Linked DNA regions of Homo sapiens: all the other regions are linked to region 1. A link is a loop called in an ENCODE intact Hi-C map of the cell type or tissue named here. Cell type or tissue: MCF 10A. All regions are shown on one strand.

What was found. Peaks named below come from ENCODE experiments on the same cell type or tissue, not always from the same donor. Only the 100,000 strongest peaks of a DNase experiment are listed, where the experiment ranks them.
Region 2: it touches region 1 in a loop (20-fold over the local background); 16 of 110 quality-filtered maps call a loop at or near these places.
Region 3: it touches region 1 in a loop (14-fold over the local background); 15 of 110 quality-filtered maps call a loop at or near these places.
Region 4: it touches region 1 in a loop (12-fold over the local background); 9 of 110 quality-filtered maps call a loop at or near these places.
Region 5: a loop joins it to region 1, with 5 times the contacts of the local background. A loop is called at or near these places in 10 of 110 quality-filtered maps.
Region 6: it touches region 1 in a loop (12-fold over the local background); 6 of 110 quality-filtered maps call a loop at or near these places.

Annotation. Positions count from the first base shown.
Region 1 is chr17:29,637,171-29,642,170 of GRCh38, forward strand. The region is part of intron 14 of SSH2 (slingshot protein phosphatase 2); the gene reads right to left. It overlaps SSH2-AS1 (SSH2 antisense RNA 1), which reads left to right and starts at 2,331. Exons shown (of 2, transcript XR_001752823.2): 1 at 2,331-2,561; 2 at 3,491-3,731. It also overlaps the pseudogene RNU6-920P. RefSeq lists enhancers at 2,200-2,509, 2,381-2,675. In MCF 10A, a CTCF peak has its summit at 2,526; DNase peaks (open chromatin) are centred at 2,371 and 2,521.
Region 2 is chr17:30,018,984-30,023,983 of GRCh38, forward strand. All of the region lies in intron 7 of EFCAB5 (EF-hand calcium binding domain 5), which reads left to right. Among named protein-coding and RNA genes, the nearest start is that of EFCAB5, 80 kb to the left of the region's middle. RefSeq lists a silencer at 2,728-3,022. In MCF 10A, a CTCF peak has its summit at 2,911 (motif pointing left); a DNase peak (open chromatin) is centred at 2,908.
Region 3 is chr17:30,090,971-30,095,970 of GRCh38, forward strand. EFCAB5 (EF-hand calcium binding domain 5) reads left to right here. Exons shown (of 23, transcript NM_198529.4): 21 at 901-1,187; 22 at 1,870-1,966. Among named protein-coding and RNA genes, the nearest start is that of NSRP1, 23 kb to the right of the region's middle. In MCF 10A, CTCF peaks have their summits at 2,700 (motif pointing left) and 4,969; DNase peaks (open chromatin) are centred at 2,731 and 4,911.
Region 4 is chr17:29,577,926-29,582,925 of GRCh38, forward strand. GIT1 (GIT ArfGAP 1) reads right to left here. Exons shown (of 20, transcript NM_014030.4): 3 at 5,000; 4 at 4,773-4,878; 5 at 4,002-4,219; 6 at 3,817-3,911; 7 at 3,413-3,455; 8 at 806-854; 9 at 374-446. It also overlaps a transcript of TP53I13 not described here. Among named protein-coding and RNA genes, the nearest start is that of GIT1, 9.2 kb to the right of the region's middle. In MCF 10A, a CTCF peak has its summit at 2,567 (motif pointing right); DNase peaks (open chromatin) are centred at 2,586 and 4,206.
Region 5 is chr17:29,708,128-29,713,127 of GRCh38, forward strand. All of the region lies in intron 3 of SSH2 (slingshot protein phosphatase 2), which reads right to left. Among named protein-coding and RNA genes, the nearest start is that of SSH2-AS1, 71 kb to the left of the region's middle. RefSeq lists an enhancer at 4,992-5,000. In MCF 10A, no CTCF peak of the experiment used is centred here; a DNase peak (open chromatin) is centred at 2,934.
Region 6 is chr17:29,805,410-29,810,409 of GRCh38, forward strand. The region is part of intron 2 of SSH2 (slingshot protein phosphatase 2); the gene reads right to left. Among named protein-coding and RNA genes, the nearest start is that of SSH2, 120 kb to the right of the region's middle. RefSeq lists an enhancer at 4,636-4,695. In MCF 10A, a CTCF peak has its summit at 2,566 (motif pointing right); a DNase peak (open chromatin) is centred at 2,542.

The sequences.
Region 1 (5,000 bases):
TTACTGCAATCTCTGCCTCCCAGGTTCAAGCAATTCTCCCACCTCAGCCTCCCGAGTAGCTGGGATTACAGGAACATGCCACCATGCCTGGCTAATTTTTGTATTTTTAGTAGAGATGGGGTTTCGCCATGTTGACCAGGCTGGTCTTGAACTTCTGACCTCGAGTGATATGCCCACATTGGCCCCCCACCACACCCAGCTGAACTGTAGATTTTAAAGACTGAAATCTGGCAATAGCTCTCCAAATTTAACCCTTTAACCAACAATTCTTCCTTAATACATTTTTCTTGGAGGAATACTACTACAAGTACACACAGATATCCATATGGCCAGGTAAGGTGGCTCACGCCTGTAATCTCAGCACTTCATGGGAGGCCGAGGCGGGCAGATCGCTTGAGCCCAGAAGTTCGAGACCAGCCTGGGCAACATGGTAAAACTCCATCTGTACAAAAATATAAAAAATTATCCAGGTGTGGTGGCGTATGACTGTAGTCTTAGCTACTCAGGGGGCTGAGGTGGGAGGATTGCTTGAACCCAGGAGGGTGAGGATGCAGTGAGCTGAGATTGTGCCACTGCACCCAGCCTGGGTGACTGAGTGATCCCTTGTCTCAAAAAAAAAATAAAAAATAAAAATAAAGAAAGATATATACAGATATTTACTGGCCGGCTGCCGTGGCTCATGCCTGTAATCCTAGCACTTTGGGAGGCTAAGGCGGGCGGATCGCTTGAGGTCAGGAGTTCGAGACCAGCCTGGCCAACATGGTGAAACCCCGTCTCTACTAAAAATACAAAAATTAGCTGGGAGTGGTAGCGGGCACCTGTAATCCCAGCTACTCGGGAGGCTGAGACAGGAGAACTCCTTGAACCCGGGAGGCAGAGGTTGCAGTGGGCCGAGATTGCACCAATGCACTCCAGCCTGGGTGACACAGCGAGACTCCATCTCAAATAAACAAACAAATAAACAAAAAAAGATATTTACTATGACACTATTTGTGATACTAAAAGATGAGACACCAAACAACAACAAAAAAGGATTTACATTATAATCCATACAACTATATGCTGTGGAGCTGTTAAAAGCTGTCAGGTCTACAGAAATCTTCTGTGGTAAGAAAAAAAAAAAACTAAAAGGAAAAAAAAAACCTGTCAGGTATTTTAGTGGAATGATATACAAGGTATACTATTCAGTAAAAAAAAAAACCTCAAACACATTTGAAATTAGTGTCTATGTTAGAATAATATAGGAAAAAATCTGGAGGAACATCACCAAACTGATAATAGTGATTCTTTCAAGAAAGGTAGAAATACTTCTGGGGAAGGCTTTTACTTTCTATATTTTACACACACACACACACACACACACACACACACACACACACACACACACACACAGAGACAGGGTATCACACTGCCACCAGGCTGGAGTGCAGTGAAACGATCAGAGCTCACTGCAGCCTCAACCTCCTGGGCTCAGGTGATTCTCCTGCCTCAGCCTCCTTTTAGTAGTAGCTGGGACTACAGGTGTTTGCCACCACGCCTGGCTGATTTTTTTATTTTTTATTTTTGTGGAGATGGGGGTCTCACTATGTTGCCCAGGCTGGTCTTGAACTCCTGGGTTCAAGTGATCCTCCTGCCTTGGCCTCAGGGATTATTGGAGTGAGCCACCAAGCCTGGCCTCTATATTTTTACAATTTTTGAATTTAAAAAATGGGCATGTTTAAAAATTATAATCAGAAAAAAACCTACTAAAATCAAAACATACAAGTAACACAAAGGGAATACTCTGTTGGAACCTATTACCAAGTCCTCATAACTAGGATGAAGAACTGATGGTAAGCATTCTGGAATCAGAAAGCAAAGGAACGGCTAGTAAATTTGGAGAGAAAGCTTAGTAACAGAATGAAGGGAACAGCATAAAGGATAGGCCCTTTCAGAAGAATCTCTGGGTAAAAATCATTAAGCTAAGGAGACACGTGGAAAAAGCAGGTGGGCCAAAGGAAGACTCCCCTCCATCACCATTTTATGAAAGAGGTCTGAGGTAGGGAGGAGATTTCATTTCAAACCACACACTCTTAAACAGTTCCCAAAACCCCAGCCAAAAAGAGAACGGTGGCCCTTTTGTTGGTCAGGTTCATCTGCCCAGGAAACAGGTCACTAAGTATGGTCCTTGGGGGTGTGGTCTCCATGACTTACAAGCTGATGAGGAGTTACCAAACCGCAGGGTGGAATGGGAAACTCAGCCCAAAACAACTTGCCCTGGGCTCCGGGCCACGCCTGGGCTCTGCCGAGTCATGCTCAGGCGCCTGCACTAATGTGACCCCCTGTTTGTTCTCAACTCTGCACCTGCTCTCAGCTCCCCCTGCCTGTCTGCTGCTTGGGTGGGGCTCTCTCTGACTCATGCCTGCACAGCAAAGGGGTGCTTTCCTGGGAAGGAGCAGGTCAATCTTTTTATGAAGACAAGCTGTAATCAATCAGCTGGGTATAAGATGGGGTTTTCACCCTTTCCAAGCTGCATGAGCTCCAGCCACCCCTAGGAGGAGACAACATATCACGCATCTCAAGTGAGTGGCTGTGGGGAGGGGCAAGCTGACTGTTTGGATAGGTGGGGCCTAAGTTGTACATTATGACCAACTGAGGCCAGTGGTTTCCTTTTAAAGTTTCTTCTCTTATATGCAGACATCCTTGTTTCCTGAAATAAATATGAGTGTATTCCCCAATTTCTATCCCTCACCTATCATGAGGATGTTCAAACCTGCACCAGCTTCTCTCACCCACCATAGTAGGACAATGCCTGGGATGCAAATCACTGGGAAGACCTCTCAGGGGGTGGCTGTTTTCACTCTTCTAATAACAGAACAGGCAAAATGAGAAGTTTAATGATCCCAAGAATCCTCCAAAGTATGTTTTTTTTTTGTTTTTTTTTTTTGAGACGGAGTCTCGCTCTGTCACCCAGGCTGGAGTGCAGTGGCGCGATCTCGGCTCACTGCAAGCTCCACTTCCCGGGTTCACGCCATTCTCCTGCCTCAGCCTCCTGAGTAGCTGGGACTACAGGCACCCGCCACCACGCCTGGCTATTTTTGTATTTTTAGTAGAGACGGGGTTTCACCGTGTTAGCCAGGATGGTCTCCATCTCCTGACCTCGTGATCCGCTTGCCTCAGCCTCCCAAAGTGCTGGGATTATAGGCGTGAGCCACCACGCCCGGCCCCTCCAAAGTATGTTTTTTAAACTGCCTGCAGATCACTAATCAGTCAGGAGAGAATGAGAGACTGAAGTTATGCTAATAGGCAGCAACAGTGCATGTTTCAGAGGAAGTCTGACATCGCAGCTGTGTAACCAGCAGGGATTTCCTTCTCTTCCTTGGGGAGAAAATCATCAGAAAATACTGGGCCAGGGCTCTGGAATTAAACTGACACTTGTAAAAGAGAGAGAAAAAAAAAACAATCTAAAGATAGGTCTGATGCTGCTGCCTTGTTTTCATTTTTGCAATAGGACCTGGAGGGAGAATGGCAAGCAGCTGATTCATCTCCATTGCCTGTGAAACACTGCTACTCCACGTGTCACTTCTCACTCAGGGGTCCCCTCCTCACTCCTCCCTACTCAAGGGTAACCTCCATCCTGAATTTTGTGCTTATCATTCCCTTTTTTTTTCTTTATAGTGTCAACATGTTTTGTTCCTAATACTGCTTTGTTTTGCATGTCTTGAACTTTATATAAATGGTATCCCACTGTATATATTCTTCACCAATGGATTTTTTTTTTAAAGATTCATCACTGTGTATAAAGGTAATCCACAGAGTGTAATGAGTATGCCACAATTTATTTCCCTTCTGTTGGTTCAAGCAATTCTCCTGCCTCAGCCTCCAGAGTAGTTGGAATTATAGGCATGCGCCACCATGCCTGGCTAATTTTTGTATTTTTAGTAGACACAGGGTATCACCATGTTGGACCAGGCTGGTCTCAAACTCCTGACCTCAAGTGATCTGCCCGCCTCGGCCTCCCAAAGTGTTGGCATTACAGATATGAGCCACCACGCCTGGCCTCATCATGTTTTAGTCGGTTACACTAAACTGTTTTTTTCCAATGAAGCTTTGTCCTGAGACAGTTTATTCTAACACTTCATCACTGGTAGGAATAGATGTAATGTATTAGATCATATCTATTATTTTAAACTATTAAATTTTAAACTCGGCCGACTCCCCACCTCCCACCCCCTTCCAGGCAGGCAGCAAATAAACAGCTTGCCAAAAAGGAACTTCAGAGTTGGTCTGTATCCTGGATGATATAACCAAGTCTCAGATCCTTTTCCCCCTTGAGTGGCCTCTGACCTGAATTTGGATTCATATAAAGACACAGACATACATAAGGTGATGAGGTCATTCTGGGAAATAATTGGCCTTTTACCTAGTTAATGAACAAGAGGAAATTTTATTTTTATTTTTAAATATTTTTAAGTTGTCAGCCTTGTGTAGGGGCCATGCCAATCTTCTCTGTATAGTTCCAATTTTAGTGTATGTGCTGCCCAAGTGAGCACAAGAAGAAGGAAATTTAAATGACAGATGCATAAGTCGTCCCATTATCTTGCCTCCACTTTCATATTGTTACGTGTTTGGTGAAACATCAACTCTGAGAAAGTTATATAAAGGAAAAGGCTGCTAAAAATGGAGTACTTGCGCCTGTAATCTAGCTACTCAGGAGGCTAAAGCATGATGATCACTCCTAGAGCCTAGGAGTTGAGTGAGACTAGCCTGGGCAATATAGACATTGTCTTTTTTTTTTTTTTTTTTAAAAAAAGAGGGCCAGGAGTTATAGTAAAATCAGGCTGCCTATAGTTACTTTTTGGGGTATTAGGCAGCCTGTATAAAGGAAGAGAAAAAGCATTATCTGAATATTTTTTTGTGTGATGTGCATCGCCCAAGATGCTTTAAGATTATTTAACTGGAAAGCTAGTAAGAAAATCCTTTTAAATCTCCATTGCTCTTGGCTGTCACCTGACCAGGAG
Region 2 (5,000 bases), 380 kb after region 1:
GTATGGATGCTTTCTTGACTTTCTTCCTAGCCTGACACCAGTTTGTTTTCACTTTGAATCTTCAGTTTAGAGGCTTGACATTTTCTTTTCTGGTGACTCTTCTGATTCCTCCTGTTAGAGTAAGAGAGGAAGAGAAGAGGAAAGTGCCTCTGGAACAAATGCAGTCTTTGTAAGCATGCCTGGGCTTTGTATTCTGTTTTATTCCATCCATTTATTCATTTATTTATTCAATAAATATGTTTGCTCTTATTTATAATGAACATTCTGATAAATACCAAGCTGAAGAGTTTCCCTCTATGCTTAATTTAATTGAGTGTTTTTAAAGCAAAAATTGATTTTGAGTATTATCAAAAGGCTTATTTTATTTATTGAGTAATCATATGATTATATTGATTTATTCTATTAATATAATGAATTAGATCAACAAATTCCCAAATATTGAACCATCCCTCTCTCCCTCTCTCTTTTTTTTTTTTTTTGAGATGGAGTTTCACTCTTGTCGCCCAGGCTGGAGTGCAGTGGTGTGATCTCAGCTCACTGCAACCTCCGCCTTCCTGGTTCAAGCAATTCTCCAGCCTCAGCATCCTGAGTAGCTGGGATTACAAGTGCCTGCCATCACACCTGGCTAATTTTTGTATTTTTAGTAGAGACGGGGTTTTCCCATATTGGCCAGGCCGGTCTTGAACTCCTGACCTCAGGTGATCCACACACCTCGGCCTCCCAAAGTGCTAGGATTACAGGCGTGAGCCACCGTGCCCAGCCCATCCCTCTGTTTCTAGAATAAGCCTCAGTCATGCATATTTTAGAAGAATTCCTAAAATCAGTCTTTTAATTCTCAGTTGTGCTTTTGTTCTTCATCTATTATTCAGCGCCTCTATTTAGTTTATTTTTATCAACATTTTTAATTGACAAATTATAATACGTGTATTTATGTACAACGGGATGTTTATATATATAAAATGTAGAATGATTAAATCAAGCTAATTAACATATTCATCATCTCACATCATTTTTCAAGATTTTACATATGTGAGATCGTGTTGTATTTGTCTTTCTGTACTTGGCTTATTTCACTTAGCATAATGTCTTCCAAGTTTATCCATGTTGTCACAAATGACAACATTTCCTTCTTTTTTAAGGCCAAATTATATTCCATTGTGTATATACACCACATTTAATCTACTCATTGTTAATGAATACTTAGATGGTTCCATATATTGGCTATTGTGAATAATACTGCAAAGAATATTAGAGTACAGATTTCTTTTTGGCATAGTCTCTATTTAGTTAAAAATTGTGTTATAATTGTTATTTCTATGAATATTTTCCTTCTTTCGGCTTAGTTTAAGTTGGATTTTACCTATGCACTATTCTTTTTTTTTTTTTCTTTTTTTTTTTTGAGACAGAGTCTCTCTCTGTTGCCCAGGCTTGAATGCAATGGCATGATCTCGATTCACTGCAACCTCCGCCTTCCAGGTTCAAGCAATTCTCCTGCCTCAGCCTCCCGAGTAGCTGGGATTACAGGCGTGTGCCACCATGCACAGCTAATTTTTGTATTTTTAGTAGAGGCCAAGTTGGCCAGGCTGGTCTCAAACTCCTGACCTCAGGTGACCCACCCGCCTCGGCCTCCCTAAGTGATGGGATTACAGGTGTGAGCCACTGTGCCTGGCCCACATATGCACTATTCTTAAAATCTGTAGTATGTAGTCTTGTTTATAATTATACTCTGAGACCCTATAAAGAGACATCCCAAGATAATATGAATTCATCTTTCATGTGATGGCAGTTGACTCTCATCCTCCACAGCAGGCTCAAGCCTGACCTTCCAATAAGGTGACTCTGAACCAGTGCAATTAAATTTTTTGGACCCCACTGTGGTCACTTTTTAATGTGTATGCCAGCTGTTGGGGTTACAGAGGTAAGTGAGGAGACAAACAGGCAAATAATTACAAATTATTGTATCAGCATGTCAGAGGAGGAACATTAACAGAGTAGGTGAGCCAAGATGTCTCAGATAATATATATAGCTGGGTCTTAATATGTATGTAGCTGGACAGATGTAGGAAAAGCAGAAAGGCTTTCCAGGAAGGAACAACATGTAAAAAGACATAAAGGTCTGAAAGAGTATGGTTTGTCTACATGATAGGAAATAATTTTTTTTTTTTTACTAGGATGTGAGGAATATGACTGGGGAAGGATGAGAAATAAGAGAGGAAAGTTAGGTTAGAACTCCATCTACAAAGATATTATATAGAATGCTAATGAGTTTATATAAGTACTATTAGGTATATATCACCTTTACCCCATTTTCTCCTTTGTGTCATTTTTTATATATATAACATATAAATATTTAATAAATATGGTATATATTATATGTAAATATATAAATATTTTTACATTTATATAAAATATGAGCATGTATTTGTGTGTTGTTATATATAATATAATGTTTATTAAATATTTATATATAAATATATATAATACATGTATATAAAACAACACACAAATGAGAAAATGGAGTGATATACATTATTTATTTTATATATATAAACAAATATAATTTTGTTTTAATGGATGGCTTGATCTAATTAATATTAGTTTTCCTGAAATTTCCCACTTTCTCTTCTTGAAGTGCAAACAGCACACAATCAGACACTTTCATTATAAAGAAGAGCTGTTACCTGAACAGAAACAAGAAAGTATTTCTTACATAGAAATATTTATTGAAAGTTTTTAGTTATCTCACCAACAAATCATTGGGCCATCCCATATGACATAGAAGTAGTGTTTGGAGCACTTGCTTTCAAAGAGATTGCTTTAAAGCTATCTTATCAGTACTCATTTAACGAAACTGGAAGATAATGTAATAATAAATGTTGGGCTTGAAGTAGAGATGTTACACACAGGTGCCGCCTAGTGGAGATACTATGTCATACAATTGCCCCTCAGATCATTTGTAAAGAGCAATGTAATTAGTACTCAGGATGGAGTATGGAGAAAACTGAGTCACTGAGTAATAATTAATATAGAGAAAAAGAGAAATGGAGAGAATGAATGTCACAGATGCCTTCATATTCCTACCATTTTCCTAGCGTATCTGTTTTCTGATGGATAAATGAACAGGTGATAATCTGTTTGTTGACTGTGACCTCTCTCACTTTTCATCTGTTTTATCATAGTAAATGAAGACCCAAAGTAACTACTTTAGAATGTTTACTTCTGGTCTCTTAGTTATTAAGAAAATAAAAAATATTTACTCAATACAATAATGCATTGTTGTATGGGAGTGTGTCTGTAGGTATATGCAGGAATTTATTTCCCCGTCTGAGGGTTGGAGACACACATGTGCACAGACATACTGGATTGGACTAGGGTAGAACCAGAGAAGGAGAGGATCAAAATATTAGTAAATTAAGGACACATGCAGGCACGCACACAAGCACGTGCACACAAACACACACATATAATTACAAAGCAATGAACAGACGGCAATGAACAGATGCAAACATTATAAACTAGTATATTCATTGCTGCTGAGGGATGCATAGCAGAAGAAAAGTGAGACTTCAGCAGGGTGGGTTAAGTGTAGGAAACTCGTCTGGTGGTCGTGAGTTTTAATTTTCTTCCACCTTCCACTTTGTTTCCTTACTTCAGAAAGAACCTTAAGAACAATGTTTTCAAAATTCATATACTGACGGAAACAATTTAAAAGGTAGAATATACTGGTTTATTTTGTTTTGTTTTATAAGTCAAGTGTTTAGAAATATGTTTTAGGACTATATCAGGTTTGTTTTAAATTATCAGAACACTAGCAAATGTAAAAGAACAGAAATTATAACAAACTATCTCTCGGACCACAGTGCAATCAAACTAGAACTCAGGATTAAGAAACTCACTCAAAACCACTCAACTAAATGGAAACTGAACAACTTGCTCCTGAATGACTACTGGGTACATAACGAAATGAAGGCAGAAATAAAGATGTTCTTTGAAACCAACGAGAACAAAGACACAACATACCAGAATCTCTGGGACACATTCAAAGCAGTGTGTAGAGGGAAATTTATAGCACTAAATGCCCACAAGAGAAAGCAGGAAAGATCCAAAATTGACACCCTAACATCACAATTAAAAGAACTAGAAAAGAAAGAGCAAACACATTCAAAAGCTAGCAGAAGGCAAGAAATAACTAAAATCAGAGCAGAACTGAAGGAAATAGAGACAAAAAAAACCCTTCAAAAAATTAATGAATCCAGGAGCTGGTTTTTTGAAAGGATCAACAAAATTGATAGAGCACTAGCAAGACTAATAAAGAAAAAACGAGAGAAGAATCAAATAGACGCAATAAAAAATGATAAAGGGGATATCACCACCGATCCCACAGAAATACAAACTACCATCAGAGAATACTACAAACACCTCTACTCAAATAAACTAGAAAATCTAGAAGAAATGGATAAATTCCTCGACACATACACTCTCCCAAGACTAAACCAGGAAGAAGTTGAATCACTGAATAGACCAATAACAGGCTCTGAAATTGTGGCAATAATCAATAGCTTACCAACCAAAAAGAGTCCAGGACCAGATGGATTCGCTGCCGAATTCTACCAGAGGTACAAGGAGGAACTGGTACCATTCCTTCTGAAACTATTCCAATCAATAGAAAAAGAGGGAATCCTCCCTAACTCATTTTATGAGGCCAGCATCATCCTGATACCAAAGCCGGGCAGAGACACAACAAAAAAAGAGAATTTTAGACTAATATCCTTGATGAACATTGATGCAAAAATCCTGAATAAAATACTGGCAAACCGAATCCAGCAACACATCAAAAAGCTTATCCACCATGATCAAGTGAGCTTTATCTCTGGGATGCAAGGCTGGTTCAATATATGCAAATCAATAAATGTAATCCAGCATATAAACAGAACTGAAGACAAAAGCCACATGATTATCTCAATAGATGCAGAAAAGGCCTTTGACAAAATTCAACAACC
Region 3 (5,000 bases), 450 kb after region 1:
TTATTTCATTCAATCCTTGCCATAACCCTATGAGATGAATAGTGATACCCCACTTACAGGTGAGGAAAGTAAGCAAATTGCCCCCAGTCACACAGTTAAGAAATGGTGAGGGCTGGATTTGAACCTAGATTTGGGTGCTCTTCCCACTATGTTATACAGCATTAAGTAATCAGAACATCTCGTTTTACAGATAAAGATGCTAAAGACTGCAAAAGTAAAGTGGATTATCTAAGGTCCAATAGCAAGCTGGTGGGAGAGCCAGGATTAGACTTTAGTTTTTGTGATTCCACATCCACTAGGCTACTCTCAGCGCAATGCCAGCTGGAGAGAGGGAGGGAGGAAGAAGGCCTGGAAACCTTTGGCTTCCTAGAATGAAGTGAATAGAATTAGCAGAGTAACACTATGTGGGATTGAGCCAAAAGATTTGTAACTATGTCATAGAGTGGGATAAGAAGAAAGGAGAAATTTCATGTCTCCTAAGTGTTCACTATGTGTAACGCCTGTAACTAAGCACTTTTACATATATCATCTTCTCTAATTCTCACAGCTAACCAAGGAAGTAGGGATTAAGCCCATTTTCACAGAAGAGGAAAAGGATATTCAGAGAGACAATAGACTAATAAGGGTGACAGCGTGTGTTCAAACCAGGGTCTAACTCTAAAACCCAAGTTTTTGCCTTTTCTCAAAGCCTCTTCCTATGAGCTTCACCGGGAGTAATTTCATTGCTTTCTTTTGATTTCATGGCTAAAGAAACTGAGATTGTTTAAAACCAAAGGCTATGGTCTGCTTTTTCTTGACAAAAACATTTACTATAATATGTTCAGAATCCTATGAAAAAGTAATGTACAGCAATGTACATTAGACTGAACAGCAATGTGAGCTATCATTTTGTTATTCCAGAGATTGAAAATGTCAGGGAAGTCCAGCGGGCAGGAATTCTCTTCTTCCGAATCATGCTGCTCGAGCTACAGGAAAGCATCCAACTACTCAATTCCATGGAATTTGTGTCACTGTTGCTCTATGACCATACTCTTGTAACAGAGCCAAATTCTCCTCAAGACAGCAAATCTATGGAGTTGGAAGCCAACGTGAAACTAGTGCGTGACATCCTGAAGGCGGTTATCTTGTTCTTTCATCCAGAGTTGGAATTTTCAAGTGACTTTGGAAGTTGGGATAAGTGTAAATTTGTAAGTTTTTTTTTAAAAAGCACCTTTTAAATTGAAGAATCGCCTAAACAAATTTAACTGTACAAATCATAATTGCATAAATCATAAGGGTACAAATGCAAGAATTTTTACTGAGTGGAACACGTTCACGTAACCAGACCTAGATCAAGAAATAGAGCATTTATGGAATCCCAAAAGCTCTCCTTTGTACCCTTCCTCATCATCCCTTCACCCCACCCACCCCAAGGGTAACCATCATCTTTTTTTTGAGACGGAGTTTCACTCTTGTTGCCCAGGCTGGAGTGCGATGGCGCTATCTCGGCTCACTGCAACCTCCACCTCCTGGGTTCAAGCAATTCTCCTGCCTCAGCCTCTCGAGTAGCTGGGATTACAGGTGCCCGCCACCACGCCCAGCTAATTTTCTGTATTTTTAGTTGAAACTGGGTTTCACCATGTTAGCCAGGCTGGTCTCGAACTCCTGACCTCAGGTGGTCCTCCCACCTGGGCTTCTCAAAGTGCTGGGATTACAGGCGTGAGCCACCACACCCGGCCATGGGTAACCATCATCTTCACTTCTAACACCATTGATTGGTTTTGCCTATTTTAAAATCTATATAAATGGAATTATGTAAGCTGTTGAACTGGGCACTGTATTTCTGCTTCCTGGTGATCCCATAAATTTTCTCTTGTTGTTTGTTCACAGTATGTTAACAAATATTTAGTCAACAATATTTGTGCCTTTGATCCAACTGCCAAGCATGTGGAAGTTAATGTACAGCTTATTGATGAATATATCAGAGGTAAATTTCCACTTAATTACAGCCTAAATCTATGCCAACAGCAATAAAACACAGTTGTGATTTTTATTAGGATAAAGCAAGTGGGTCATAAATTCAGTTTTTAGGAGAAAATAGTTATAAGTCTTCTAAGAGGAGGGACACTATGTAATCTATTGCATCATTCCCCAAAGTCATTGTCTATGCCACATTTTGAGAATTCAAAAGCACATCTATCTCCCACTTATTGACTACATGTGCATTATTTATTTTTAAAAATGCAAATGGGGCTGCAATGAGAATGGAAATTTTAAGCAAAAAGGCTATCTTTAGCTTAATAAATAACCAAAGAAAATAATAGACTTTTTCAAGGAGGAGAATCACCAAGAATGGAGAGCAGCGAGGCTCTCAGGTTGGAGAAGACGATTAGCTGTTTGGCCACAGGGAATAGGCCACATATGAGAGTAAATATACAAACAGAGGCCCAAGGTCCTCCACTGACCTGTATTCTCCCACCAGAGGCCTCAGGCTGTGATGAGGAATTCATTTATAGTTTGTTTTTTTCTTTGTTATGAAAAGTAATCATAATTGGGAAAATGGCTCTGTAGAAATTGCTCACTAAATCTATCCCTTTCCTCCTCTTCCCGCTCTCCTACTATCTGTGGAGGCTCTAGACCAACGCAGAAGAGTTTCTGGATTAACGGGGAACTATCCTAGCTTATTCCTGAGAAGCCTTGACCACCAACGCTACCCACCACTTTCTGCTTTCCAATAGTGCCCTCTGGTGGAAGAAATATTAATTGCAGTTAACGGAGCCCGACTCAGCCAGAAAATAGCCCATAGGCTCCCCAATCACCACCGCCAAGCCTTTAGTGTTAACCACAGTCTCCGCAGCAATCAAGAAAGTTCGTAGGTCACCCAGATACCAACCCTCTCTCCTTCAGATGCAGTTATATCAGGAAATTCTAAGCTTCCAGCTTAGGGGAAGGGAGAGGAATTCTTCGGGGTGCCTTTCTGTTTGTGCCAGAAGGAGAGGAGTCTTCAGGCAGGGCAATCTGCTGCTGGAAGTTTACCTGGCCTAGCAGCTTTAAGTAAGGGCCCTACTCCACGAATCTACCCAGAATGAAATGTCACCAATAATACCTGTAGGTTCAGCCTGTGACAGGCAGAGACTGCTGGACTATATAGCATAGCTCCTAACCCACCACGCCTTCCAAACTATTATTTTACCAAAAGGGCAGAATTAGGACTGGTAATGTGTCCATACTTTCTTAGGGCTTCCGCTGCCAACTCTCACCCCCACTTCATCCTAGTTCAGGAAAAGAGTATTTCCTAATGTAAATGACGAGTTGATGGGTGCAGCAAACAAACATGGCACATGTATACCTATGTAACAAACCTGCATGTTGTGCACATGTGCCCTAAAACTTACAGTATAATAATAATTTTTTTAAAAAGAAAGAAAAGGGTATTTTTGGCCAGGCACAGTGACTCACACCTGTAATCCCGACACTTTGGGAGGCCAACGTGGGCAGATTGCTTGAGCCCAGAAGTTGGAGACTAGCGTGGACAACATGGCAAAATCTTGTCTCTCCAAAAAAAAAAAAAAAAAAAAAAAAAAATAACTGGGTGTGGTGGTGCACGCCTGTAATCCCAGCTACTCAGGAGGCTGAGGTGGGAGATCACTTGAGCCCAGGAGGTTGAGGCTGCTGTGAAATGTGATCATGCCACTGCACTCCAGCCTGGGCAACAGAATGAGATCCTGTCTCAAAAACAACAACAACAAAAAGGAGATACTTTTTTTATTCTGATGAAACTCTAGGCAGCTGTGTCTTGCCTTTAGATTGAGCCAGTCATCTGTGAAGTAACATTGGGTAGCTTTGTTGGGCAGGCCTGGCCTCCCAAGACTGTGCCATTGCAGGTGAGTGCTGCTGACATACTTCCCTGTGGGGGACCCTCTGACTCCAGTGAGCACTCCCAGACAGCTGTGTTTGCAGTAGTACATCAATAGCCTACTATTCTCTGTCACTTTGCCTAAGATACTCCTAGTAGTTGGTCTTTTCTACCTGGAGATTCATGACGTGACCACCCTCTCAAGGACCTATTCTCCCCACTCCACTTGGGACCTCTGCTGCCAGCCTCACCTGGTCGTTCAGGATGCCCCATAACTGCTGCATGTCTCCCTCCCAGGAATTTTAGACAGATGTTGCCTGTTTGGAAATGTTCTTAGACCCAGAGGCAAGAAGAGCTGTCCCCTATTGCAAGTATAACCAGAATCACTTTTCTGTGTAGAACCTGGGTCTCTGCCAAGTGACCATACCTCCTCCCCTAAATCCAAGTGTTTACAAGTCCACAGACATTGGTCTTGGCAGGAGTGCCCCCGGCCCTCCACTTCTCCTACAGGGGTCCCAGAGCTCCAACTCTGTCAAAGCAGCCAGAGGCTCAGTGCTGTCACCATTTATAAAGAAACCCACCAGCTTCCTCAATAAAATGACACCATGATCCTCTAAGGGTGACAATGAAGGAAGGTGCCTTCAGGGGAGGACTGCTGGACTCACAGTCCTAATTAACTTTTATCTTCAAGATTCGCCTTCCCTGGGAGATCCTTCCCTAATTGCTACTGCTGCCATCATGGTGGCTCTCATAGGTGCCACGCTCCCTGCAACTCCATTACAAAAATGGAACATGACTCATTCCTTAACTCCCCACTGCACAGCTAAGGACCTGACAGGAACCTTGGTAGAATGATTCTACCGACAATCCAGAAATAACAAGTAGGAAACAGCACTGAATCTGCAACTCTGAGGACATGCCTTTTTCTTTGAAATGGGTCAAGCCAAAATGGACAACCAGACACCAAGAACATTGTTCTGTCCTATTCATTTAAACCTTCTGTATGCTAACATTGGTTTGGATTCAATTACAGTTCTCTGCAGTCTTTTTGGACTTAGTCATCTTGAATGGGAATTGTTGGCTCCCTCTTAAGGAAAAAACTTGCCATCGCAGCTAGACTTGGGTTTAATAGAGAGCTAAGAGTGCACCATTTATTTACAAGTTG
Region 4 (5,000 bases), 59 kb before region 1:
TGGGGACAGACAAATGGAACAAGGCCAGTGCCACTCATCCAAACCCAGAGTTTGGGCTGGAATCCGGCTGTGGCCAGGAAGGAGTGATGCAGGGGGGTGGAGCGGTACCAGGGAGACAGCCAAAGTGGGAGGCTGCCAGAGCAAGAGGAGCCCCAGTCTGAGGCTGGGGGAGGAGCACGCTAGCCGCCTCCCCCTCAGCACTCTACCCAGCCTGGGATGCTGCCCAGGCAGGCTCACAGCCAGCAGGGGCTCATCTGCAGGCCTCTGAGCAGCCCCAACCCCAGGCACCCCTTCTTAGCCCAGTAAAGGACCAGAGACCCATGCCTGGGCCGCTCGGGTCCTCCACGCCAGACACTCCTGCTCCCTGACTCACCTGCATCATTTTCTCTTCGATCCACCTCGTCATACACGTCCATGGCGAGTTCCTCAAAAAGCCGGTTGCTGAGCTGGAGGAAGAGAGGGGCCCAGATGTTGTCAGATGCATCGGCTCCCAGTGCCAAGGCCAGCTCCCCAGCATGTTGTGAGCCTTGGGGAACCGGTGGCCTTCCTTGTGCTGCCCAGCCCCTACAGTCTCAGAATGGGAAAGTGGAAAGGGATCATGTTCCAAACTCCAAGGTGGGAGAGAAGGGACCAGTCCATCCCCTTGTAGGGAGGTCAGGGAGAGGGGACTGCTGAGGCCAGTGAGGGGACAGGTCAAAGACTTGGAAAAGGTCATCGAGTCAGAGGCAGAGGAAGCAAGAGCAGAGGGTGGGGGATCAGAGAGGGGCCAGCTTCAAGTGTCAGGGCACTGTTGGAGCAGACTTACCGCCTGCAGCTTCTTCTTAGCAGCTTTGGCCAATTCGGATAAGTCAAGGCTGAGGGCAGAGGGAGATGGGAATTGGGAGGAGAGGAGAGACCTGAGAGGTGGCCAGGCCCATGCCAGCAACCTCCCCAACATGCAGGGATCCCGGGGAGATGGCACCCCAGATGCTGCACACCAAATGCCTCCCCGCCCTACCCCACCTTCAGGCCTGCTGCCCCGGCAGGCACCATATACCTCTGAGACATGCACTTTTGCCGAGATCTAAGTCCAGAGGAAGGCAGCAGAGGGAAGAACAGGACAGAGGCGGCAGTTACCCAGGAGCAGGGCAGCACACGCCTTTTCACATCAGGCCCAGACCCATCTCCACGCACACCCGGCCCAGAAGGGACAAAGCTGAATTCATCTCACCGCGTCCCCCACCCCTCCTCCTCTGGCTTGCTCTTCCTCTCAGTGACCTGTTTGTCCACCACCAGTGTCAGCCACCTGGCAGTCACCTGAAGCCTCCCTCACCCTCCAGTCCTAGTGAAGCTCCCCAGGTTCCTCAATCACCTGTTGCCTGGGCTTTGTAAGTTTCTTAATCTCCCTCCTTCTAGTTTTGTCCCTACAATCCTGTTCCACCCAGCAGCCAGGGTGATTTTTTGGATACACCTGGCTGCACTACCCCTTGCCTTAAGGCACTGCAGTGATAACAGGTGCATATGGCACACTCCAAACATACTTCATCAGAATACCCTAGGGACGGGCACAGTGGCTCACACCTGTAATCCTAGCACTTTGGGAGGCCAAGGTGGGAGGTTCGCTTGAGGCCAGGAGGTGGAGACCAGCCTGGGCAACACAGAGATACAAAAGCAATTTAAAAATTAGCTGAGCACGGTGGCATGTGCCTGTAGTCCCAGCTACTCAAGAGGCTATGGTAGGAGGATCGTTTGAGGCTGTGGTAAGCTATGATCAAGCCACCGCACTCCAGCCTGGGCAACAGAGCGAGACCCCAACTCTTAAAAAAAAAAAAAGGCTAAACATTTTGCATACATTCTTATCTAATCCTCTCCTCCCTGAAAAATAGATGCTGTCATCTCCATTTCCAGGAGAGATAACCAAGGCTCAGAGAGGTCAAGCAGCCTGCAAGTCACACAGCCAGTAAGCAGCAGAGATGACTTCACACTTCTGTGCCTGGAACTCTCCGCTCTCGGGATGGTCACTGCTCCTGCTGATGCTCTCGGGGCTGCTCATTCTCCAGCTCGTCTCTATCCCAGTCTTGCTTGTAGGGTTCCCTGCCTCCCATGCTGTGCTCCAGCCCGGGGGCTGCCTCCATTCCCATGCAGCATTTCTACCCTCCATGCCTCTGCCTCTCTTGCTGCACTCCCCCATGAGGACTAGAATCACCTGGCTAGGCTGCCTCCCCAGCTAGATTGTGAGCTCCTTAAGGGCAGGGATTGTGTCTCAGCTGCCTCTGTGCTCCCAGTGCCAAGAGCAGTAGCTGGCTCCGGGAAGGTGCTCAGTTAATGTGCTGTTGAATGGAGCCCATATTTGGGTGTATTTACCATACACATGCACGCATGCACACACAACCCAGGTAGAATCAGACCATAGAAGTAGGAGCCTTGGGGTCTGGAAGAGGTCTGGGTTTAGGATCTGAGTCGCCCAGGCCTGGTTATGCCCATCTGCCCACACAGGCCCTTGGGGAGGAGAGCACCTCCTCTCTCCAGATCCAGGCCAGCAGGCACAGCCTGGCATGAGGACATGGCCATCAGAGGTGGCCACCAGGTGGCACCAGCATCCATCTTATGTGCTGGGTGAGTGGCAGGGGGTGTCCCACACTGCCTCTCAGACGGAAGCAGAAACACCTCATTCAACCAGCCTCAGCGCACGTGCCTAATTCTGAGCACGCTAGAGGCCTAGCCAGCAGTCACAAAGTTAGTCACATCCCTGAAGCCCACCCATCTTTTCAGCGAAGAGCAGAGGCTTCTCTAAAGACAGTGGGGTCGGTGCCACTGGGACAGAACCCAGTGGCCCACCCTCCCAGCCGGAGGTAGCTTCTGTTTCTTTTTCTTTTTTTTTTTTTTGAGACGGAGTTTGGAGTTTTGCTCTTGTTGCTCAGGCTGGAGTGCAATGGCGTGCTCTCGGCTCACCGCAACCTCTACCTCCTGTGTTCAAGCGATTCTCCTGTCTCAGCCTCCCGAGTAGCTGAGATACAGGCATGCGCCACCACGCCTGGCTAATTTTGTATTTTTGGTAGAGACGGGGTTTCTCCATGTTGGCCAGGCTAGTCTTGAACTCCCGACCTCAGGTGATCCGCCCGCCTCGGCCTCCCAAAGTGCTGGGATTACAGGCGTGAGCCACCGCGCCCGGCCCACAGGTAGCTTCTCACACCCAAGCCCTCCATGTACTTGACAGTCACGGGGCTCAGGCTATGCGGGCCACATATGGAGCTGACATTTTTTACCTGCCTTGGGGCCCAGCATTAGGGACTGAGGACTAAGCTGTGCCTCTAGTCTCTGGGGGGAGGGAGCAGGGTCCTAGGCCTCTGAAACCTGGGCTGGGAGCTCTGGGGGTCAGCCACCCACATGGCATCCAACAGCCTCTGGAAAGGGGCATCAGGTGGGCACTCACCTGTCAGCCATCTGTGGGATGATGTAATGCCCATTCTTGTGATCTGAACAAAAATAAAAATGCCAAGTCACTCACTAGTGCTGGGTGGCCTCAGCAGCTGGGAGCCCACCTCACTGCCATGAGCAGGGCTGGCACCCAGAAGTGTCAGGGGAAAGTGGGGAGGGCAGGCCACCCCCAAGAATGCTGGGAGCTCGTGGGAGGATGCAGGATGCCCACCCCCACTCCCTAGCCCCAGCGATGCTATGGCCCAGAGCCTGCAGTAATTTCACAGGAGCCAGTTGCCTAGCAACATTGCTCCCCAGCCGCTCTGTCACCATGGCACCTGCTGCCGGGTGCGTCCAGGTCCCACCTGCCCAGCCCCAGCCAGGCCTGTCACAGCCAGGCGCCCCCCAAGCTCTGCTCACCCGGCTTGCGTCCACAGAGGTAGAAGGCCAGCCGGTCAGTGAGCTCATATTGGCACTCAACCAGCCTTTCCGCCAGCTCATGGTGCCCCGCCTGCCTGTGAGGAGGGGGTATGGCTCAGACCTGCAGCAGCAGCCCTCACCCACACCCCCACCCACCCACACTGCACCCTTCAGCCGACCCTCACCTGGCATAGTCAATGGGTGTGCGGCCATTAACATCAGGGGAGCCAGGGTCAGCCCCATACACTACAAGCAGCTCGGCCTGCAGTGTCTGTCCTGCCTTGGCAGCCACGTGCAGAGGTGTGGTGCCCTTCTCTGGGTGGAAGAAGTTGGCCTGGGCACCCAGGGAGAGCAGGCGCAGACATGTCTCCAGGTTGCCTGTCCGCACGCTCGAGTGTAGTTGCTAAGAGGAGCAGAGTGTGCAGTGAATACGCATGTGCGTGAGGCGCACCTCCCCACCCACAAGCTGCACCCTGGCTGCCCCTGGGACACCTAGCAGCTCCAAGGAGGCCTGCCCAAACCAGACTATGTCGGGAGGACAGAGGCTTCCCGCTAGGGGTTAATGCCAATTAATAAACGCTGCCGTCAGTCACCATCTACCACGTGTGCTGTGTGCCCTGCTTAGATACTATTTATGAAGTAGATGCTGTTATTTCTTTCCCATTTTACAGATGAGTAAACTGAGGCTATGAGTGGCTAAGCAACTACCCCCAGGTTTTCCCAGCTTCTGAGTGGCAGCTGTGGGCTTCTAGCCTTGTGTGTCTACTTGGTTGCTGGGGAGCCTCAGCCACACACGGCCTGACCCAACAATCTGCTCTCTCCACCCTGTCTACTGTTACCCTGACCTGGCTGCCTTTGGGGCCCAGGGCTCAGTGGGGACAAAGGAGAGGCCTTCAGAGAGTCGTGGATGGGAAGAAGAGGAGGGGGCCACCCATCTGTTGTAGGGCCCCTCAAACCTTGCTGAGGTCTTTGGCGGTGACTCCATCATCGTCCCGGCAGGGAAGCTTGTGCACAAATGCCAGCATCTGGTACTTGGCCCTGATGAACTCTGACTTGATGGGGCTGCATGGGGCACACAGGAGGAATGGGGAGCATGGTGGGAGAGGGTGGTCACCTTGCCACCTCCCAGGGCCCTGTCCCGGACTGCGCAGTCTCTGCCCACCACCCCTCCAGCCCCACTCACT
Region 5 (5,000 bases), 71 kb after region 1:
TGCATATGAAGAAAATTATATGTAAATTTAATCACATATACTTTTGTGTAAGATAAAAGGTTGGTATATCTTGCCAGAATAGTAAAAGATTTATTATGTAAATATGTCTTCCTGAAACAGCTGCTTAAAAATTCAATTGACAAGGAGTTGTCAATTGTCTAATTAAAAAGTCTGTTCTTGCTAGGCGTGGTGGCTCACACCTGTAATCCCAACACTTTGGGAGGCCAAGGCGGGCAGATCACCTGAGGTCAGGAGTTCGAGATCAGCCTGGCCAACATGGCGAAACCCCATCTCGACTAAAAATACAAAAAAATTAGCCAGGCGTGGTGGCGGGTGCCTGTAATCCCAGCTGCTAGGGAGGCTGAGGCAAGAGAATCACTGGAACCTGGGAGGCGGAGGTTGCAGTGAGCCGAGATTGTGCCACTGCACTCCAGCCTGGACGACAGAGGGGAACTCTGCTTCAAAAAAAAAAAAAAAAAACAAACAAAAAAACCGGTTCTTTAGAAAGGCAGGTGAAAACTTTTTCATGTTTCTGAATTGACTAGTTCTGTAGAGTCTGGCACAGAAACAGAACTGCAGTAAACTCTATGAAGTCATTTGTATGTGATTACAGATACCTAAGTTAAATATAACCCCGAAGGACTTAAGAAGCCCCACAGTAAGGAATGAATGAGATAAAGAAAATACTATTTTCTTGATCTAAAGAGAATAATTAGCTGCTTGATACAAAAATGACAGAATCACCTTTCTAATAGAGCACTCCTGACAGTGAAGTTCTCCAGAGTCTTTATAACTTAAAAACATCTATGCTTCTCTTTGCCATAGATTGCTTGCTCAATAAGGGGAAAGTCATCCCTAGTTAAGAAATATATATATATATATATATATAGAGAGAGAGAGAGAGAGAGAGAGAGAGAGAGAGAGAGCTAATAATAGCTAACTCAACTAGATATCTACTGTATGCTAGGTGCATTTTACATTACTTTATTTAACCTTCCTAACAATTCTATGAAGTAGGTACTATTTTTACCCCCAATATACATGTAAGAGACTGAGGGCTCAGAGATCATAAGTTACTTGCCTAAAATCTATACAGCTAGTAAGCCTCAGAGCAAGGATTCAAACCAAGATTTGACTTGAAAGCTTATGCTCCAAATCATGCTCTACCATGTTGTTTTCGCTTTATGATATAGTTTATGGCGGACGAAATACAATGTCTTACCTACACACCTTTTCAACAGAATAGAATTTAAAAGTAGAGTACAGGGGCTGAGTGTGGTGGCTCATGCCTGTAATCCCAGCACTTTGGGAGGCCAAGGAGGGTGGATCACTTGAGGCCAGGAGTTCAAAACCAGCCTGGCCATCATGGCAAAACTCCGTCTCTACTAAAAATACAAAAATTAGCCAGGTGTGGTGGCACACGCTTATAATCCCAGCTACTTGGGAGGCTGAGGCAAGAGAATTGCTTGAACTCTGGAGGTGGAGTTTGCAGTGAGCTGAGATCACGCCACTGCACTCCAGCCTGGGAAACAGAGCGAAACTCCATTTCAAAAAAAAAATGTAGAGTACAGGAGTGAGAGAAAAGAACTGAAATCCATTCGGATTCCAACTCTTCTCATTTTCCCCACCACTTCCCCAACAAGGCCATAAACAGAAAGACTACACTGAGGGGAATAAAGAACATGTCTGAGATGAATCCAGCTGGGCTGGACAGTAGAGCAAGTTGTAATATCTGTTGGGAATGACAGTGGCATCTCAGTCTCAAAAAATGGAGGAAAGAGCACTCGGCTTTAAATATATTTGGGAAAGTGCTCTGTGACAATCCTTTCTGATCAAAATCACTTCCTAAAGTATGACATTTGTTAACTGGTAGTTTCTTCTTAGACAAAGTGTGGAGGAAAAGGTCAACTAAGGGAAGAAAATATTTAACTGTTCTGAGGTTGAAATAATCTTTGAGGAATGTGGCCAGGGTGATCATCCATGACCAGCAGGAAGGTCAAGGAAGCAAAACAAAGCAACAACATACCTGGCCTAACTGCTGAACGTCAGTTGGATAGAAATTCCACTGTTCTACATGCACACATATAAGAAGAAATGGCTCATTTACTATGAGAAATCAAGTGGCACAAAGTAGATGTTATACTAAAATGAAGGAAGCAGATTTTCATGTTTATGTTTGTAATGCCAAACTCTGGAGTTGGTTTGATATTTCTGCTTGAAGCCAAAATTAGCAGGCAAATTATTGTGTAATAACGACTGCATGCAGTATTATTGCACAAAGTGAGTTGGTTGGTATTTATGTTAAATTCAAGTACCACACATAATCTGAACTCATACTTTTGTCTTGAAGAATACTCATCTAGCAAAAACTTTCAAATATATTCCACTCTCCCAATATTTTTCTCCTCCTGATAAGCCTTCTCTGCTTCGTTGTTTAATTTTCAGATTCAAGGTGCTAGGACAGCTTCTGTCAACCCCACTAGGTGGAAAGGAATTCATGTTCCCACTTGGTGTGACCACACCACAGACAGGGAATTTCATAATAAAAAGTTTCAAATATCAGACCAGAGTTCAAGGAATTACACAACTATCAATACTAATGCCTAATGAAAAAATCTGGCCAAACCCCTAAAACTGGAAGGAAAAAGTAACTGTTCCTTGATGTATGCAACCTGGCTTCAAAAGTCAAAAGTACACCTCTAGGTAGTGAAGAAAATGTGATTCTGTAATCCTAAAGGAATTTAGAATACAACAGGAGAAAATCCAAACTCATATATTGTAATGTTCTCTGTAATTAGACATTCCCGCCCTACCCCTGCAGCATGACCAAACATTGAATACTAGAATGCCCAGCCATACCTGGAACCCTCTCCCTGAGGGCATTGACTTCCCAGACACATGCCTCTGAATGCAAGAGTCAGGATTATTTATCTCCTTATCACCAGACCAGCAGAGACTGGGCCACATGAGTAAACCAATTACCGGCCGAAGCAGAGAAGAGCTTAGGACTCTGGTTCTTACTCATTAACGATAACCATCAGACTTAGTTCCAGCTCATCTTCCACTTAAACTCTGTTGCACAATGCCCAGCACAACTATACTAGGATGCAGCTATCTGTTTTTCCCCTTTCCTAAAACTGAAGGGGGGAAAAAGGATCTGTTTGTTCAAGATTGAGAGACAAATTCCAATCTGGACGAAACTTCCTGGTCTTTTCACTACAGATCATCAATGGAAGGCAAAAACAAAACAAAAAACCAAAATTACTTGTTCTGTTCATTTTGAATGTTCACTTACTGATACGATCTTCTAATTCCATTTTTGCTTTAACCATGTGCATCTTAGAAATGTCTGACAGAGACATAATTTAGGATCAATAATTTTACCATTGGTCATACAATTAACCTTCTAGCTTTTACAGATGGGGCACATCTGCTTTGACATTTGTTGGTTTTGGCTGTTCAGCAATAGATTTATCTTTTTCAATATCACCCTACTCTCCTTTTGGGGAATCCATTCAAATGTGGTTCTAGTGGCGTCCAACTCTGGAACTGCAAGGGGTTTTGTAGGAAGCTGGAATGTGGCTTACATCTGGCAGTTGGAAATTCTCCCCGTGGAATCTGAATCTCCCCTGGAAACTCTCCCCTGGGACCATACCCCATTATTCGTACTGCTTTAGATACATGGGGAGTGTCGAGGTATGGGACACTCTGCTCCTGCTCCCTGGTCTTCCCTGAATGACTTTAGCTCTTTCCTTTGAACCCCAAATATCTGAGACAGGTCTCGGTCAATTTAGGAAGTTTATTTTGCCAAAGTTAAGAATGTATGCCTGTGACACAGCCTGAGGAGGTCCTGACGACATGTTCCCAATGTGGTCGGGGCACAGCTTGGTTTTATACATTTTAGGGAGACATGAGACATCAATCGATATATGTAAAATGTACACTGGTTCCGTCAAGAAAGGCGAGATAACTCGAAGTGGGGAGAGGACTTCCAGGTCATAGGCAGATACAAGACAAATGGTTGCATTCTTTTGGGTTTCTGATTAGCCTTTCCAAAGAAGGCAATCAGGTTTGCATTTATTTCACTGGGCAGAGGAGGGATGACTTTGAGTTCTGTCTGTCCTTTGTCCACAAGGAAATTCCTTGTGAGGGAGGTATGTAGCTTTTAAAAAACTTAGTAGCTATCTTTTTAGGAATAGAATGGGGGGCAGTTTTGCCCTAAGCACTTCCCAGCTTGACTTTTCCCTTTGGCTTGGTGATGATTTGGGTGATGATTTTGAGATTTATTTTCCTTTCATATGTCTGTTCTCTAAGTTTGGTCCTCTAGCCTCCCATTAGGATGTCTGACAACTTTCTGACAAATATTTTACTTATGATAGTTAAAATTCATTTCTGGCTGAGCGCGGTGGCTCACGCCTGTAATCTCAGTACTTTGGAAGGCCAAGGTGGGTGGATCACTTGAGGTCAGGAGTTCGAGACCCGCCTGGCCAACATGGTGAAACCCCATCTCTACTAAAAATACAAAAATTAGCCGGGCATGGTGGCATGTGCCTGTAATCCCAGCTACTCGGAAGGCTGAGGCAGGAGAATTGCTTGAATCCGGGAGGTGGAATTTGCACTGAGCCAAGATCACGTCACTGTACTCCAGCCTGGGTGACAGAGTAAGACTGTCTCAAAAACAAAACAAAACAAAACATTTATGAGCTTGTAACAGAGAATCTAATATATCAACTGAAGCCCAGAGAATTTACTGATTTACCCTAAAATCACATAGCTAGTTAGCAGTAGGGCTGGGCTTAAGCCCCCATGTCATCTGACACTCTGGGCAGCACTTTAACCCTTTATTCTGTGTTCGATGTTATTACAACAGGACATATTGCTAAATAATAGCTTAAACAACTAGCAGTTAAAAACACTGCCAGTTGAGGCTGGGCATGGTGGCTCACGCCTGTAATTCCAGCACTTTGGGAGGCTGAGGCGGGTGGATCACGACATCAGGA
Region 6 (5,000 bases), 170 kb after region 1:
CTCCCAAAGTGCTGGGATTACAGGCGTGAGCCACCATGCCCGGCCCTCATGCCTATAAGTTCTTATTCTTTAGCTCTGACGTTGGTCCGCTGGTGTGCTGGAGCTGGCTAGGTTGTTAGATAACAATTGTTACATTTTTAGGAACCTTGTGAGACACGTCGGTAGCCAAGGCGGATGTGTTTATCAGCAAAATCAGCAAATGCCACACATGAGCCCCTGCTTAGAAAACAGGCTTTTAAACATTTACTAGCATACAACAAGTTGTGGGGCCTCGGAATCAGTACATTAAAAAAGCTCTGTAGATAACTGATAAGCAGTTAAGACTGAAAACCTTTGGCTTAAAGGTTTGGAGAAACAACATCAAAAAGCCCAGGGTACACATAGCCTCTGCCTACTCAAGGTACCTGTGCTAGGTAACCAAGGAGAGCAGTATGATCATAGAAACTCAGCTATCAAAAAAAAAAAAAATTCCCTTCCTAGACTGTAAGCTCTGTAGAGCAGGACTATGTTTTTATAGTGCTAAGCATACAGAAGATGCTCAGTAGATATTAGACAAATTAATAAATGTGGTTCAAGATTTCACAACCAGTAAGTGGCAAAACCAGAAATAAACTTAGGCTAATTTCACTATATTTTGTACTTTTTTCCTCCATTAAGTTATTAGTCATATACTTGGTTTGCCAATCCAAGATGAGTGCTTAAATATGGGGCAGACAGCATGCGGCACCCATCATAAGATAGTAAGAAGACTCTGCCTCTGTGTCATTCTCTTGTTTGCCAGAACCAGAAAAGTCAACAAAGTCTCTTCATGATTATTGTCTCATTTGAACCACTCCGGAATGAATGCCATGTAGGTATGATTATAGCCTTATTTTTCAGTTGATGAATCTGCCTCATGGAAGTGAGATAATTTGCTCAAAGTAACCTAAGAGTACACAGCCAAGTCAGGATTCTGTCTGAAAAGGTCAAATAACACCTTCTACCAGAACAGGTTGCTCCTCTTGTGTTAAAGGAATGCTCCAGATTCTGCTCCCTTCCATTCAGGTGAAATTCCAGATCCCACTTTCTGAAGACCCCACACTTGGTCCATTTCCTTCATTGTAGCCTGAGCCCTCAATATGGACATAGAGTCTTATGTTCAGCCAATACATACTGATACAGCTGTACTAACTGTTAAAATATTGAAATAGTGACTGCCTGGAGCCCCTCTGAGTGTGTCATGATCCAGCCACAACCAGGTAAATGCCTAGTGCAGCAGGGGACGTCCAGGTCTTGCTCCCATCTTTTCTGATTGGTTGATGGCTATACCATACTAGTTGTGAAATATTTTGAATATCTCCTCCTCTACTTATAGCCACATCTCTTCTGTTCTCTAAACTTTGGTTTAAAACTCTTAACTGTGATCTTAGCTTCACCTGGGGGATCCTACCTGTATGCCTCTTTTGCCCATATATGTTTTCTTATTCGTCTGTCCTACCAGCTATACCAATTGCTTAGCCTGGCATCTGGGTTTAGCACCAGGCCTCTGCTACACGTGATTACCACGCTTCCACAAGAAACTTAAACAATGAGAAGCACTCATAACACCTGGAAGAGGCTAAATAAAATCCATCTGTTATGTTTCTTGTAGCATTAAACATTCTAATTGTTCATGGATATAAAGAACAAGAGGACTAACCAAGGTTACAAAAGGAAACATTATCTAGAAATAAGGACGAAGAACATGTAAAGAAGGATAATGAAGCAACACCGATTACTTAACAAATACTCCTAAATGAACAGCATAATTTTCTCAAACTTTCTAAAATCACTTTCAAACTACAAAGTAGGGAAATACAGTTAGTGGCCCAAGTAAAAAAGAAATTAGAATATTTAAGATGTAGGTATACTGCTAAGACAGTTTTCATTAGGGGGAAATGAATTGTTACTACGTTAATATTTTACTATTTATATTTAAATCTAGACAATTACCTTTTCAGCTATCAATAGAGGAAAAGAGGATATTGAATATCTCTGAACAGCAAATAATCAATATACTCACTGAGAGCTGCTGGAGTCTATAGGGGACACAGAAAAGTGTGAAACAGTACCATACTCAAGGAGTTCATCTGCCTGAAGGGGAGTTCATCTGCCTGTTTTATCTGAAAAGTTGTTCCAAAATATACAGTATAAATGTATGGCACAGGAAGTACATGTCACAGGAATTCAGAAGAGAGATGAAGAAAAGGGAAGAGCAGTAGAAATACATTTGACATCTTGGAGTGGCAGTGAACTGACTAGCTGAGTTAAAACCCAGAGCTTTCCTTAAGGTAGGCTGCAAAGATAAGCTGCAGGAGACAGGACTTTGAACCTGATCCTATGAGGTAGCCAGGGAAGGTATTTATTAGCATCTTAGAAAATTATAAATATGTTGTTTTGATGGCTTTTTTTTTTTTTTTTTTTTTTTAGGAAACACTACAATTTGGAAAGCCAATCGAGAAAAGTTAGGTAGTTTTTCCAAAGCCAGTGACACTGCTAATTTAACTATGGGCCTCCACTAGAGGGCAGACGAGTCGAAGCTTACACTGTGGTTGAACTGGAGAAAGCAGTGCATTCATAGAAAATTCTGAGAAAATTATTTTGTTTAAAGACCATTTTCAGTGCCTTCAAACTTGGACAGAGTCTTTAGCTAGCAGATCAGTCTTTCACAGAAAATCTTTCTGTGGTATAAAATGCTTCTTTTTTTGTTTTGTTTTTGAGACGGAGTCTCGCTCTTGTCACCCAGGCTGGAGTGCAGTGGCGCAATTTCGGCTCACTGCAACTTCCGCCTCCCAGGTTCAAGCAATTCTCCTGCCTCAGCCTTCTGAGTAACAGGGATTACAGGCGCCCGCCATCACGCCTGGCTAATTTTTGTACTTTTAGTAGAGACGGGGTTTCGCCATGTTGGCCAGGCTGGTCTCGAACTCCTGACCTCAGGTGATCCGCCCGCCTCGGCCTCCCAAAGTGCTGGGATTACAGGCATGAGCCACCACAGCCGGCCTAACGTGCTTCTTAATTGCAAAATAGACCAGTAGAAAAGTTATACTTTGGGAGTCTGGCTCAGCTGACAGCCACATGTGCTTATATGTGGTAGGCATATCTGGAATGCCAACAACAGCACTCATCACTGACTATCTTACCTCAATCTTCCCCACTCATCTCAGGCACATCCTAACCACCACCCAAGTTGATGTCTAACTATGTGTATACTATCTGGACCATAATTTCAATCTAGATTTTCCTTTTCATTTTGGTCAACTGGGGAAGTTCTTTATCCCTTTAAAGTCAGAGGTAAGGTGAGGCCACTAGACAAAGACTCTGATATGTGCATTTGCCTCAGCAGGCTGAGGAGCTGTTATATGGTGGAGTGGGGGTTGGTAGGAGCCTTCAGTTCTCATTAACTAGAACACAAGGTGAATGATAACAACTAAATAAAAAGGTTGAGAATTTCATTAAACTTTTGAGAGGCTAAGGCTAGATTTTGTAAAGTACTATAAACTCCTTTTTCTGCTTTGATCTCTTGTCAAAAAAAGATGTATGAGCAGGCTGGGAATGGTGGCTCATGTCTGTAATCCTGGGACTTTGGGAGGCTGAGGCGGGCAGGTCACTTGAGGTCAGGAGTTCAAGACCAGCCTGGCCAACATGGCAAAACTTCGTCTCTACTAAAAATAAAAAAATTAGCCATGCGTGGTGGCACACGCCTGTAGTCCCAGCTACTCAGGAAGTTGAGGCACAAGAATCACCTGAACCCAGGAAGCGGAGGTTGCAGTCAGCTGAGATTGCACCACTGCACTCCAGCCTGGGCAACAGAGTGAGACTCTGTCTCTAAATAAATAAATATGCAAAAGCAATCCTATTTAGTAGCTTGATAGACTGCCATTAGCTGGAAGTTAATTTTCCTCTACTCCTCACCAGTGTTAGTATCACAAGTATTTTCTTTTACCCATATCCTACAAAATGATATCATTTAGTTTCAGATATAGGTACACTTCAACTGCAGGTGAATTTTGCTGTACTTAAAGTCTTGTAGTATCTCTAACATACCACTCCGTCTTGTCTCAGACTTTACTGTTCCCTCTGCCTAGAATACCCTTCATTCCCCCTTTTGCTTGCCTACTTCTATTAATCCTTTATTCCCTCATTCATGAGATGAAATCTAACTCTGAAGCCCAGACTGCAGGGCAGTGGTGTGATTATAGCTCACTGCAGCCTTGAACTCCTAGGTTCAAGAGATTCCCCCACCTCAGCCTCCTGAGTAACTGAGACTACAGGCACACACCACCGTGCCCAGCTCATTAAAAAAAATTTTTTTTAGAGACAGGGTCTCGCTTGGTTGACCAGGCTGGTTTCGAACACCTGGCTCCGAGCAATCCTTCCACCTCGGCCTCCCAAAGTGCTGGGATTACAGGCATGAGCCACCCCACCAGCCCTACTTATCTTTTAGATTGGAACTTAGGTGTCCCTTTCTCCAGAGGCCTTCCTTGATCCCTCTAGGACTGGGTTCCACGGTCTTTCCAAATACAACCATACTCCCTCTACAGTTCTCTAGTGTAGCAATTCTCACACTGCCTGTTTACTTGTTGGTCTCCATATTATAAGCTTGAAGGCAGGAACTGTCTCTTGATCACTGCTGTATACTCAGCACCTAGCAATGCTGAATAAAAATTTTGAATAAATGACTAATGTAAAAGAAAGAACAAGTATTGTAGGACAGATTCTCCAACCAAGGTGCCCCATTTTCTATAATGTAGATTCAGTCTGCAAACACCCTGATTTAAAATACAAAAAGATAGTAATTCCTCAAACAAGAATATTCTTAGCTATAGCCATCCCACATTTTCACATACGCAACCATTTTAGAGACTGCACAACAGAATTCTCATAGAAACAAAGATGAATGGGTCAATGTTGTCAATAATAATCATAAATTAGGGAACTAATCATCATCATCTGCTTTTAGAAGTGGGTTCTATTTATTTTAT